2 separate regions of the Homo sapiens genome follow, and region 2 is linked to region 1. A link is an interaction called in ENCODE POLR2A ChIA-PET data of the cell type or tissue named here. Cell type or tissue: Caco-2. All regions are shown on one strand. Links, peaks and the distances in the headings refer to the core of each region. The heading gives the core; the rest is flanking DNA.

Region 1 (5,383 bases), core at 199-5,198:
TGAAGCAGACCCAGGCCAGTGATTTTTCATTATTTTTACCACAGTTCCATGACTACTGACATTTTCATCAGAACAAATAAAGGATTTTTCCTAAATTTAAAATGACAAAATTATTTTTAATTTTGACTTACAATTTCTCCCTCTTCCAAACTCAAAGGAATTTGATCTTAGCTGGACTTGTCTCTTAGCCTGGGGCCTGAATATACCTTAACTTTATAAAATGGAAAAAAAAAATTTTTTTAAAGATAGTTCTTCACCGGGCACGGTGGCTCATGCCTGTAATCCCACCACTTTGGGAGGCTGAGACAGGTGGATCACCTGAGGTTAGGAGTTCGAGACCAGCCTGACCAACATGGAGAAACCCCATCTCTACTAAAAATACAAAACTAGCCGGGCGTGGTGGCACATGCCTCAGGAGGCTGAGGCAGGAGAACTGCTTGAACCTGGGAGGCGGAGGTTGCGGTGAGCTGAGATTGCGCCACTGCACTGCAGCCTGGGCAACAAAAGCAAAACCCTGTCTCAAAAAAAAAAGATGATTCTTCTACTATATTAGAAAAACTTTATCATATAATTTTTTGAATGAGATCACATATTCATGAAATGTCTGGCATATAACTTAGTAAACGTACATATTCAACAAAGACGTCCCTCAAAGCAATCTCTCCTTGCAGACCAACTTGAAAAAAGTCTAGCACTCTGCCAATATAAGAGATTGGAAAACAAAACTAAAATACCCTAGTAGCAATTAAAAGAGAGTGAGGAGAACTGGTAGGGGGGTGGTTGGGGAGGATATATCTAAGATAAGACTACTCAAGAGAAACTGAAATCCTAAATACAATGCAACTAACTTCAATCACAATAGTTACTATTATAATGCACAATTATCCTAATAATTCCAAATACTGTTTTAGTAGATTTCAGATGGAGTGAATCAGATACTTCTTCATGAATTATGGTTTGTTTTTTTCTTATTATTGTTTTAAAACCAACAGAGTGACTTCCATACCAAAACAAAGGAAAGGCCTGATAAGAGTCTTCTGTTTCCCAGTTGAGTTCCTACAACACAAACTGGGTCAGGGACTTATCCCTAACTCACGGAAGAGTTGTAACTCCACTGGCTGCCAATTTTCGACAATAGCAAAAATCCGTAAGACTACTTGCTAGCCAATTTCCCATATTCCTTTGATAAGGAACCTGATAGGACAAATGATAAAAACTGCAGAAGCTACATTTGCTTTGTGGCTTTTCTTTGTACCACTCTGGGTGCCCAAATTCAAGTGGATTACAAATGGGGTTGCTTCTTCCTATCCTTCGGCCTATAAATCCATGGGGAGCTGAGGGGCATGAGTACAGGGCTTCTTGGTCATGCTGCCAAACTTAACGTCATCTTTTTGCTGGTCATAGGAAATTCCATGCTAGCTACTGATATTCCATGCTAGCTTCACCCTGGCATGGTCATCAAGTGACAAAGTGATGGTCCTCAATGGTAATTCAAGGAAAGCAAACGGCGAAGAGTACGGACTATGAAAATCATCCTTCTACTTCTTGCTAAAGGAGAAGAGTAGTTCAGGTATCTAAATCTTAAGCTGTGTCAAATATTGAAAGTAACTCTTTTAGGTTTTAAGTTATAATGGTACAGAGGAAAAAAGGTGGAAATGTGGAATTTAGCAAATATCAAATAATAGTGTTTATGTTCATAACCAGAGAAATAATGACAAATAAAGACAACTTGTATCTACGGATACTTCCAAATGGGCAAAACTGTTACAAAAAGGAGAGCACTTGGTATACTGTAATTACATACTTTGAGGCAATTTTTCTTTATTTTCCCAGTCAACTATAAACTTTCTCAGGGCAAGAAGCTTTCCCATCTTGTTTACCACTATATCCATGGCTTCATATTCTGGTCTGAATAAATACATGTTGGATGAATAAAACACTTAATTGGCATATGTGTAGTAAGGAATTTGACCTAACCTAAAGAGGCTTAGGACTTTCTCTTAGCTCTTGAGGGGCGACCTCTAAACCCTTGGAATTTCCCCAGTGATAAAAGTGTCTTTGTTATTCATGGTGGGCCCTTTGGGACCACACCTGATAATTTATGCCACTGAGGTGACTCATGACAGGTCCCTCAGATAGCTTATGCTAAGGAGATAACTCAGGATAAGGCTGGCCAAGATAGAAAGACCAACCATGTGATTAGAGGGTTGGGGCGTTGAGCTACTTAATATCAGCCTGACCTCTAGAGACAGGGGAGGGCTGGAGACTGAGTTCAACTATGTGGCTAGAGTTCAACCATGTGGCAATATTTCAAACAATCAAGGCTATATGATGAAGCCTCAATAAAGACTCTGGATGTCAAGGTTCAGTGAGCTTCCCTGGCTGGCAATAGTCCATGCATATTGCCAGATTTTCATGCCAGTAGGGTAACCCAAAAGTTTCACATTTGGAACCCTCCTAGAATCTGCCCTAGGTGTGTCTTCGTTTGGCTGGTTCTAATTTGAATCATTTTGCTAAAATTGTAATCCTAAGCACAGTGCTTTTCTGAGTTCTCTGAGTTGTTCTAGAAAATTACTGAACTAGAGAGTGGTTTTGGGAAATCCGTAAAGTTACAGCTGGTGTCAGAAATCTTGGGCCAACTTAGTCTGGAGGACTGTGCCTTTAACCTTGAGTTTGGCTACCTCCAAGAGGCATACAACAACAAATTAGGCCTTTTTGTTTGTTTCATGGATTGTTCTTGAAATTCCTTACTATTCCTCAGTGTACCACTTTTGCATTTTGAAATGATCACTTTTCTTAATGAGCCTTCCTGTACTGTCCAAAATTAAATTCCACTTAGGGTTTGTGATCCACAAGGATCAAATCTGTTATCTTTATGGTAGCTAAGTCAGAGCTCCCTCACTAATTTGCCACAAATGGGTCAGAGGTGTGCTGCGATACTGCCCCCCATGAATCCCCAAGGCCAACTGGGGTCTGTGGTAGCTGGAGCTCCTAGACTGGGTGCCTCCAACCTCCTTCAGCATTGTTTACCCTAGAATGCATTACAGGTATTGCCACTTTTCTACATGTACCGGCACACAAAAAGATTGGAAAACAAGTTAAGGAATCATTACTACAATTTTCCCATGACAGTGCGTCACCAACATACTTCTCAAGTATCAGATCTGGTTACACATGTTATACTTAAACCCTACATTGAAATACTGTTTCAGCAATACTCCAGTTCTTCCACACCCCAAGCCTTCAGGTATACTAGTTCCTCTTCTAGGAGCGTCATTCTTCTACTCCAGCCACCTAGGCAAACTCATCTTCCAGACTCAGTTCCAAGGTTACATATGTATATCTTCTCTAAGAGATCTTTGTCACCCAGGAGAACTTGGTGGATTTGTCTCTAGTTCAGCACTTACTACATTAATGATTTGACTATTTCCCTCAGTAACCTGTGAGTTTCCTCATAACACGCTGCTCTATGACTCACCTCCTTCTTTCACTGCTTTTATTTGGCTTTTTTCTTTGTTGTCTTCTAAAGCATGATGTTCCCTAGGATTCCATCTTCAGTTGTCTCTTCTCACCCACAAGGTTTCCCTTCTGTTCCCCTACCTTAAACCATTACCCATAACCTGATGGCTTTAGGATGTGTGTGTATGCACACACATGTGCACATGCTTGTATTCTAATTAGTTGGCCCTAATTTTTCACTAAAATCCAGAATGGATTTTACCTTCTTACTGGACATCTCTAACTTGATGTTCCAAAAGCACCTCAGAGTAACATGTTCCAAAGAAAATTTCAATGTCATTGTCCTTTCCTCTTCCTTATTTTCTATCTTGGTTAACTGGGTACCACTATCCAGATAATCATTCCGGTGCAAATCTCAGTTATCTACCTAAAAGTTACCAAATTCTTCCTTTGTTCTCTTCCTATCCAATTAATCTTTCACACAACTTTATAAAACAAAGATCTGATCACTATCAATAACCTGCTCTAAAATCTTCAGAACTCCTTTCAACTGTTTCACAATATGGCTTTCAACCAGTAGCTACTTCTCTCTCCCCCAAAACATACATTTTGTACACTAGCTATATCTAGCTACAGAATTTGGCAAAAACATAATATACATTTTATCTTCTCTCTTTCATCTGGCCATTCCCTGGGCTGAAATACGCATCTCCTCTTCTTCCCTGTTGGTAAACTCAATCATTCTCCAAGACCCAACACAAATATCGCTATCCAAGTCCATATTGATAGGCACTCTTTGCAGAATTACTTGCTCCCTTGTCTGTACTCCTATAATGAAGTTTTCTAGTCTTTTTCATTCACTAAACTGTGAGCTCCCTTAGGAAGGGACTATGTTTTATTAACCTGTTATCTGTAATTCCTAGCATAGTGATTTAGTCATACTGTGTTCAATAAAGCTTTTAAGTAAATGAAATTAAGCTATAATAAAGCCTTTCAGTCTGCATGTATGTTAGAATGCAAATATCTAGAGAATCTCACTGGTATCTATGAACAACATAAACATTAGGGGAACATGTGTTGTTACCTGCCTTACAGATTTCAGATATGAAAGCTCTTAGGTATTGCAAATTTTTATTGACTATATTCATGAATACATTGCAAAATGCAAGCCTTAAGTAATACAGCTAGTATTCCACCATCTGAAAGTCAGACCATCTGTGTCTGGCTTTGCCAAAGGCAAATCCTGCTTTAAACTCATGTTAGAATACTGTCAATTCTTCTTACTGAATGTTTTTTAAAAAGGTACCATCCACAATCAACTACATGGCTAACATAAGTTAACATTTTTTTTTGAAATAAAATCTAAAGGGTTGAAATATTTCTATTTCATTACAATTTTCTTATATAATTCCTTGGAACAGGAATCTTAAGACATTTTCTTTTTTACAAAAGAATTTTACAGAAATAAAACCCTCATTAATCTGAACTCTAATTGAGAATTTAAGAAAATTAAGCATGGAATGAAGGATGGACTAAGTTTGCACCATCTAAGAAGCAAAAGACCTACCATGGAGCAAATAAGATTTTACAGGACATATAAATGCAGTTCATTAATTAAATAATTCTAAGGAGTTTACCACATACGGTATATACAAAGATTGATTTAGTATATAATTCTAAAGGAAAGCAGAAAGATATGGAAGAAAAGGAATAGAATTTGGAAGCACAAAACCCGGACTCAAGTATTAAGTGTACTATTGATAGTTTTATTTTAGTTATACTTTGGATTTTAGTATATATTTAATGTAGCTCACATTTATAAAAACCTGTATATAAAATAATTCAGGCAAAGAAGTATAAAGAATAGATTAAAACAAAAACAAAATCCAACATCCCTCCCCCATCGAGCATCATGAGTAAAACT
Region 2 (5,383 bases), core at 171-5,170, 62 kb after region 1:
TAGGTTCCTTTTTAAAAAATATGTCACCAATATAGTTTTTGAGTGTTGCCACTCTAACTGCATTTTTCTAATAATCCCTATGGTTTTTATTGTGTGATTTTGTATAGCACAATGATTTTAGAAGCATACATGTTGCAATATAGCAAAATTGACTATATTATAATAATTCCCATTTTACAGATGAGAAAATGAAATCTTGGATAGGTTATATGATTTGTCCAAAATCATGTAAGTGGCACAACATGATTTGAAGCCAGGCAGTCTATTTACCATATTATGCAACCACTACCACCATCCATCTCTAGAATTTTTCATCTTCCCAAATAGAAACTCTGTACTCATTAAACAATAACTCCCCATCCTGGTTCTTCTTATGTTGAGTAATTTTGGATATACAAGATACATTTGGACATTAAGAATGCCATGTATTTTAGAGACTCTGGACATAGTTAAACTCTTTGAATGAGTACAGGATTTTCATTTGTTTTAGCAGGTAATTAACTTTGTTGGGGTTCAAGGTACAAACTCAGTCTCTTGGGTACACCTCAAATTTCAGCTTGGTTCTTTAATTCCTAGCTGTGTTTCTCTGAATCCACCCTGCATAAGTATGGTTCAGATGCCAGCCAAAAACTTAGGTACAATTACTCCCAGATTTTGAGATTCTCCCACACTGACTCTCTCCTTTCTACTATTTTTCCTTAACTTTCCAATGTCTGTAGCTTTCCTGAACTCTCTTCTCTACTTCCTCAAGCCAGAAGGACTTTGAATTTCCTTTTGGAGGTCTAGCCACTGTGCACAGTGCCAACTGCAAACTGTCCTCAGGATAAAAGCCATAAAAACAGGGAAAATAACTCTGTGCCATTTCCTTCTTCTAAGTATGAATTTCCCTCCAGATTCTCTTGCTTTTCTTTACTATTCTGTGTCTTCAGAAAGTCGTTTGTTTCTTGTATTTTTCTGGAGTTTACAGCTGTTTTCTATGGTAGGGTCAGTCTAGGATATACTCAAAACAGACTGCTAACTAATTTTTAAATTATTTTTTATATTAGGTCAAAAATAGTTTGAGGCAGATAAAGAAATTTACTATTTGATTATTCTTCAAACATACAAATAAATACAATATGCTAAATCTTATAAAAATCAATTTAGACATTCTCTATAACCCTAAATAATTCAATAAAAATTATAGAAATGCTCACTGAGGTATTTAGGCCACCGGGAATTCAGATCTACAAATAAATATCAAGACTTCACGGCAAACCAGCTACTCATCACTGTAATCGACTCTCCCTAGCTTAGTTTTAAAGATGGCTAAAATAAATAAGTAGAGAAAACAATTCTTAGTATTTCAGTCAAAACAATTATTTTAGTCTGTCTTATATCTAATGGATTACACAAATTTTAAAAATTCTATCAAGTTGATAGTGCTTAAAACCATTCTTTAAAACTAATTTTCAGGCTGGGTGCAGTGGCTCACGCCTGTAATCCCAGCACTTTGGGAGGCTGAGGCAAGCGGATCACTTGAGGTCATGAGTTCAAGACCAGCCTGGCCAACATGGTGAAACCCCATCTCTACTAAAATACAAAAAAAAATTAGCCAGGTGTGGTGGCAGACACCCATAATAAGCTACTCAGGGGGCTGAGGCAGGAGAATTGCTTGAACACGGGAGGCAGAGGTTGCAGTGAGTCGAGATCACGCCACTGTACTCCAGCCTGGGCGATAGAGGGAGACTCTGCTCCAAAACAAAACAAAAAACAACTAATTTTCAGTTGCTAATTCTCTCAATCTCCTCTTCTTGAGAAATATTCAAAAACAGAGAACAACTCTTCAAGACACTATTAATCTATTTTCATATTTAATCACTTAAAAACAATGAGCTACATAAAAATTTGTGATTAAAAAAAATCACTGTGTTTTCACCATTAGGTGGTGAGGCCTATTGTAGTTTCCTAGAAGTATCATTCTAAAATATAAAATATCACGTCTGTAATCCCAGCACTTTGGGAGGCCGAGGTGAGCAGATCACTTGAGGTCAGAAGTTCGAGATCAGCCTGGCCAACACGGTGAAACCTGTCTCTACTAAAAATACAGAATTAGCCAGGCATGGTGGCACATGCCTGTAATCCCAGCTACTCAGTGGGCTGAGGCATGAGAATTGCTTGAACCTGGGAGGTAGAGGTTGCAGTGAGCCAAGATCATGCCACTGAACTCTAGACTGTGTGACAGAGGGAAACTCTGTCTCAAAAAAAAAAAAAAAAAAAAACACTTCAGAAACTGAGCTCCAAAACTGCCATTAATAATAGAGATCAAGAAAAAAAAAAAAAAAACCTGAGTGCAAACTAGTTGTCTTCAAATTCACTGGGTAAAAAGACATGAAACATGCTCTACAATAAACAGTACTACATTTCATTATTGGTTATTCACAGCTACAAAGAAAAGAGCCAAAGAAAGAAGCTTTACTTAGTTTGATTAAGTCTTGATTGACATTTGATTTTGGTATTACTTTAACAATAATCCATAAGCTAGATATATTTAGAGTGGCCAAACCAGACAGAAAAAAATCCTAAGAGTCTAGGTATCATATTGACTTTTGCCATACCACAGGGATTTAGTGAACACCATGGAGTTTCAGGCTAAAACTCCCTCTATTTTATCAAGAAACATGAAACTCAACAGCAAACATAGGTCTTTCTTTACTCAGTTTTTAGAAAGCATCTCAATGTATGAAGAAATCTACAGACACTTGGAAAGGATTAACTGATTCCTTTTAAAGATGACTTAAAATGTAAAGACAAAATCTAAATAATGGAAATATGCTCCATTATTTGCAATTATCTGGTTACAAATCTTGTAGATGAATCAGCAAAAGCTATAATAAGATAACTCATATCACGATTAGGGATGAAGATAATCCCAAAGCATATAGAAATGAATTTGAGGAATCGACCTAAGGATTCTGAAAGGCAAACATTAGTTTACTAGAAAATAAGTGTGGTCTATGGGGAAGCAGGAAAGGCAGACAGAGAGGGAGACACATATAGAGAGATACACAGCAAATACAAAAAGAGAGAAACAAACAGGGATGGAAGAGAAAGGAGACAATGACAAACACACTGGACTGTAGTACGGGGGCGGGGCACGAAGGGATGAAGGATGTCAGAGAGATATCTAGGCAGAAAGAGTTTTGGGGAAGGGGACAAAAACAAAGAGAGGGGAGGTGGAGAAAAAAAATCACAAAGGCAAAAGTAAGAGTCAGAGGAAAAGTGAAAATTAGAGAAAAATAGATAGGACACAGAGCATAAAGCTTCCCAAGAAGCCTAGCTGCAAATGAGCAAGAATCTTTTTCCAATTTACTAAACAGGTAAGTCCACTCACAGAGAATAGCAATTCAGATATAGGAAAAGTCCCTATTTCGTACATGGAAGCAAAAATGATTCCTCTTATTAACAGCTGCTCAAAAAGTCAATGGACTTAAAAAATGAATATTCTAAACTGCAAATCTGGTAAATTATACTACTATTAAAAGTGGTTTCCCTTTCCTCTGCAGGACAAGGTCCATACTACTTAGCAGAGCATACAAGCCACTCCATGCGTTCAAACTGCAAAATGTCTTAGTCCATTTGGGCTACTGTTAGAAAATACCATAAACTGGGAAGCCTATTAATAATATAATTAATAATAAAAATTTATTTCTCACAGTTCTGGAGGCTGGGAAATCCAAGATCAAGGTACCCACAGTTCTGGTGTCTAGTGAGCACCCATTTTCTAATTTACAGATAGCACCTTCTCACTGTGTCCTCACATGGCAGAAGCAGCAAGCTAGCTCTCAGGGATCTCTTTTCTAAGAGCATAAAGTTCATTTATAAAGGCTCCACCCTTATGACCTAATCACCTCCCAAAGGTCCTACCTCCTAATACCATCACATGGGTGATCAGGTTTCACCACATGAACTTTGGGGGATATAAACTTTCAGACCATTGTACCTGCCATTCTGGACTCACCTTCAAAAAGTTTCCCAGAAACACCAAGCTGTTTCTTGACTCTGACCCTGTGCTTTCCTCTTTCTGTACAGTAAACCACTCTTACAAGCCCTTAGTCAAGAGTTTCATCCTTTATAAAATTTTCTCTGACCTCACATCGACTTCAGACTTTATAATTCGTCTAGAATTCCACTGTATGTCAATACTTCTGCTACAGCATTAACACACACTATTTCATTTTTTAATCTGTTTTCTCTCTTACTAGACTAGAATGTCATCTGTTTGCACTAGTATCATCTAACATAGAACCTGAAACAAACAGGCACCTAGAAATTGTTGAATGGTCAGACTAATGAAGGCACAGACCCCCGCTGTTTGATCAGAGTGAAGAGGAAAGTACGTATTAGATAGGTTGACTAACATTTGCCTCTCACCTGTTTGGAGTTGGTTAAATACAATTTTGCTCCCAGATTTAATATCTGCAGTTTTACCAGATCATCTTCACTAGTGAAGCTTTTAGCCATCTTCCTCAAAACATCAGGGGCAATTTTAGGAACTCGTTCACAGTTTTCTCCAATTAGCCAAAGAATACTTGCTCTAGCAACAGGAACCTAATATGAGAAGCAGATTACATAGTTAGAAGTAAGTTAATCATACTCTAATATTAACATAGAAAAGGTTTTAACTATTACAAAAGTTTTACAGCTATTAATTAATTTAATGTATATCTAGGAATTAATCCTGTATTTATGAATTTTCGTCAGTTATCAAAAAATAAACACATAGGAAATCTCATTAAAATTGATTTCGAAGAGAATATCTTAGAAAATATTCATACAGCAAAAACCGATGGTCTAGAATCTAGATTCTATCAGAGACGAACAAATTCTAGAAGCCAGTCTAGCTGCCCATACCTATTTGTTTCTCCATTATCTGTTGCTGCTTTTGTGCTATAATGGCAGAAATAGTTACAGTGAAGACCATATGGTCCTCAAAGCCAAAAATATTGACTGTCTAGCAATTTATAGAAATGGTTTGCTGACCCCTGCTCTAGAACAGCAGTTCCCAAACCTCAATGCCCACAAAAATCATCCAGGGTTCTTACTAAAAAGACAGGTCCTGGGATCAGCTCCAAAATAGTATTTCTGTGGTGGGGCCCAGAAATCTATGTTTTAATTTAAAAAGCATCACAGATGACTCCTGAGACAGGTGGTCCACAAAGCCCATTTGAGAACCCACAGATAATACAGAAAAAGAAACAGATCAATTAGGTACTATGATTCCAAATCAAAACTGTTTTTGCTCTTTATGTATTAGCATCTACAACACTGGAAATATATCAAACTGATAAGATCATCAAGGTCTGCTTATAAAATCATGAATCCCAGTCTATTATTTGGTCAA

What was found. ChIA-PET counts read pairs that join two places held together with the same protein. Peaks named below come from ENCODE experiments on the same cell type or tissue, not always from the same donor. Only the 100,000 strongest peaks of a DNase experiment are listed, where the experiment ranks them.
Region 2: POLR2A ChIA-PET joins it to region 1 with 5 read pairs; 2 of 35 experiments call an interaction of 5 or more read pairs at or near these places.

Annotation. Positions count from the first base shown.
Region 1 is chr5:78,074,413-78,079,795 of GRCh38, forward strand. All of the region lies in intron 22 of AP3B1 (adaptor related protein complex 3 subunit beta 1), which reads right to left. Among named protein-coding and RNA genes, the nearest start is that of AP3B1, 220 kb to the right of the region's middle. In Caco-2, for the core only: no CTCF peak of the experiment used is centred there; a DNase peak (open chromatin) is centred at 2,169.
Region 2 is chr5:78,136,730-78,142,112 of GRCh38, forward strand. It overlaps AP3B1 (adaptor related protein complex 3 subunit beta 1), which reads right to left. Exons shown (of 27, transcript NM_003664.5): 15 at 4,414-4,590. Among named protein-coding and RNA genes, the nearest start is that of AP3B1, 160 kb to the right of the region's middle. In Caco-2, for the core only: no CTCF peak of the experiment used is centred there; no DNase peak of the experiment used is centred there.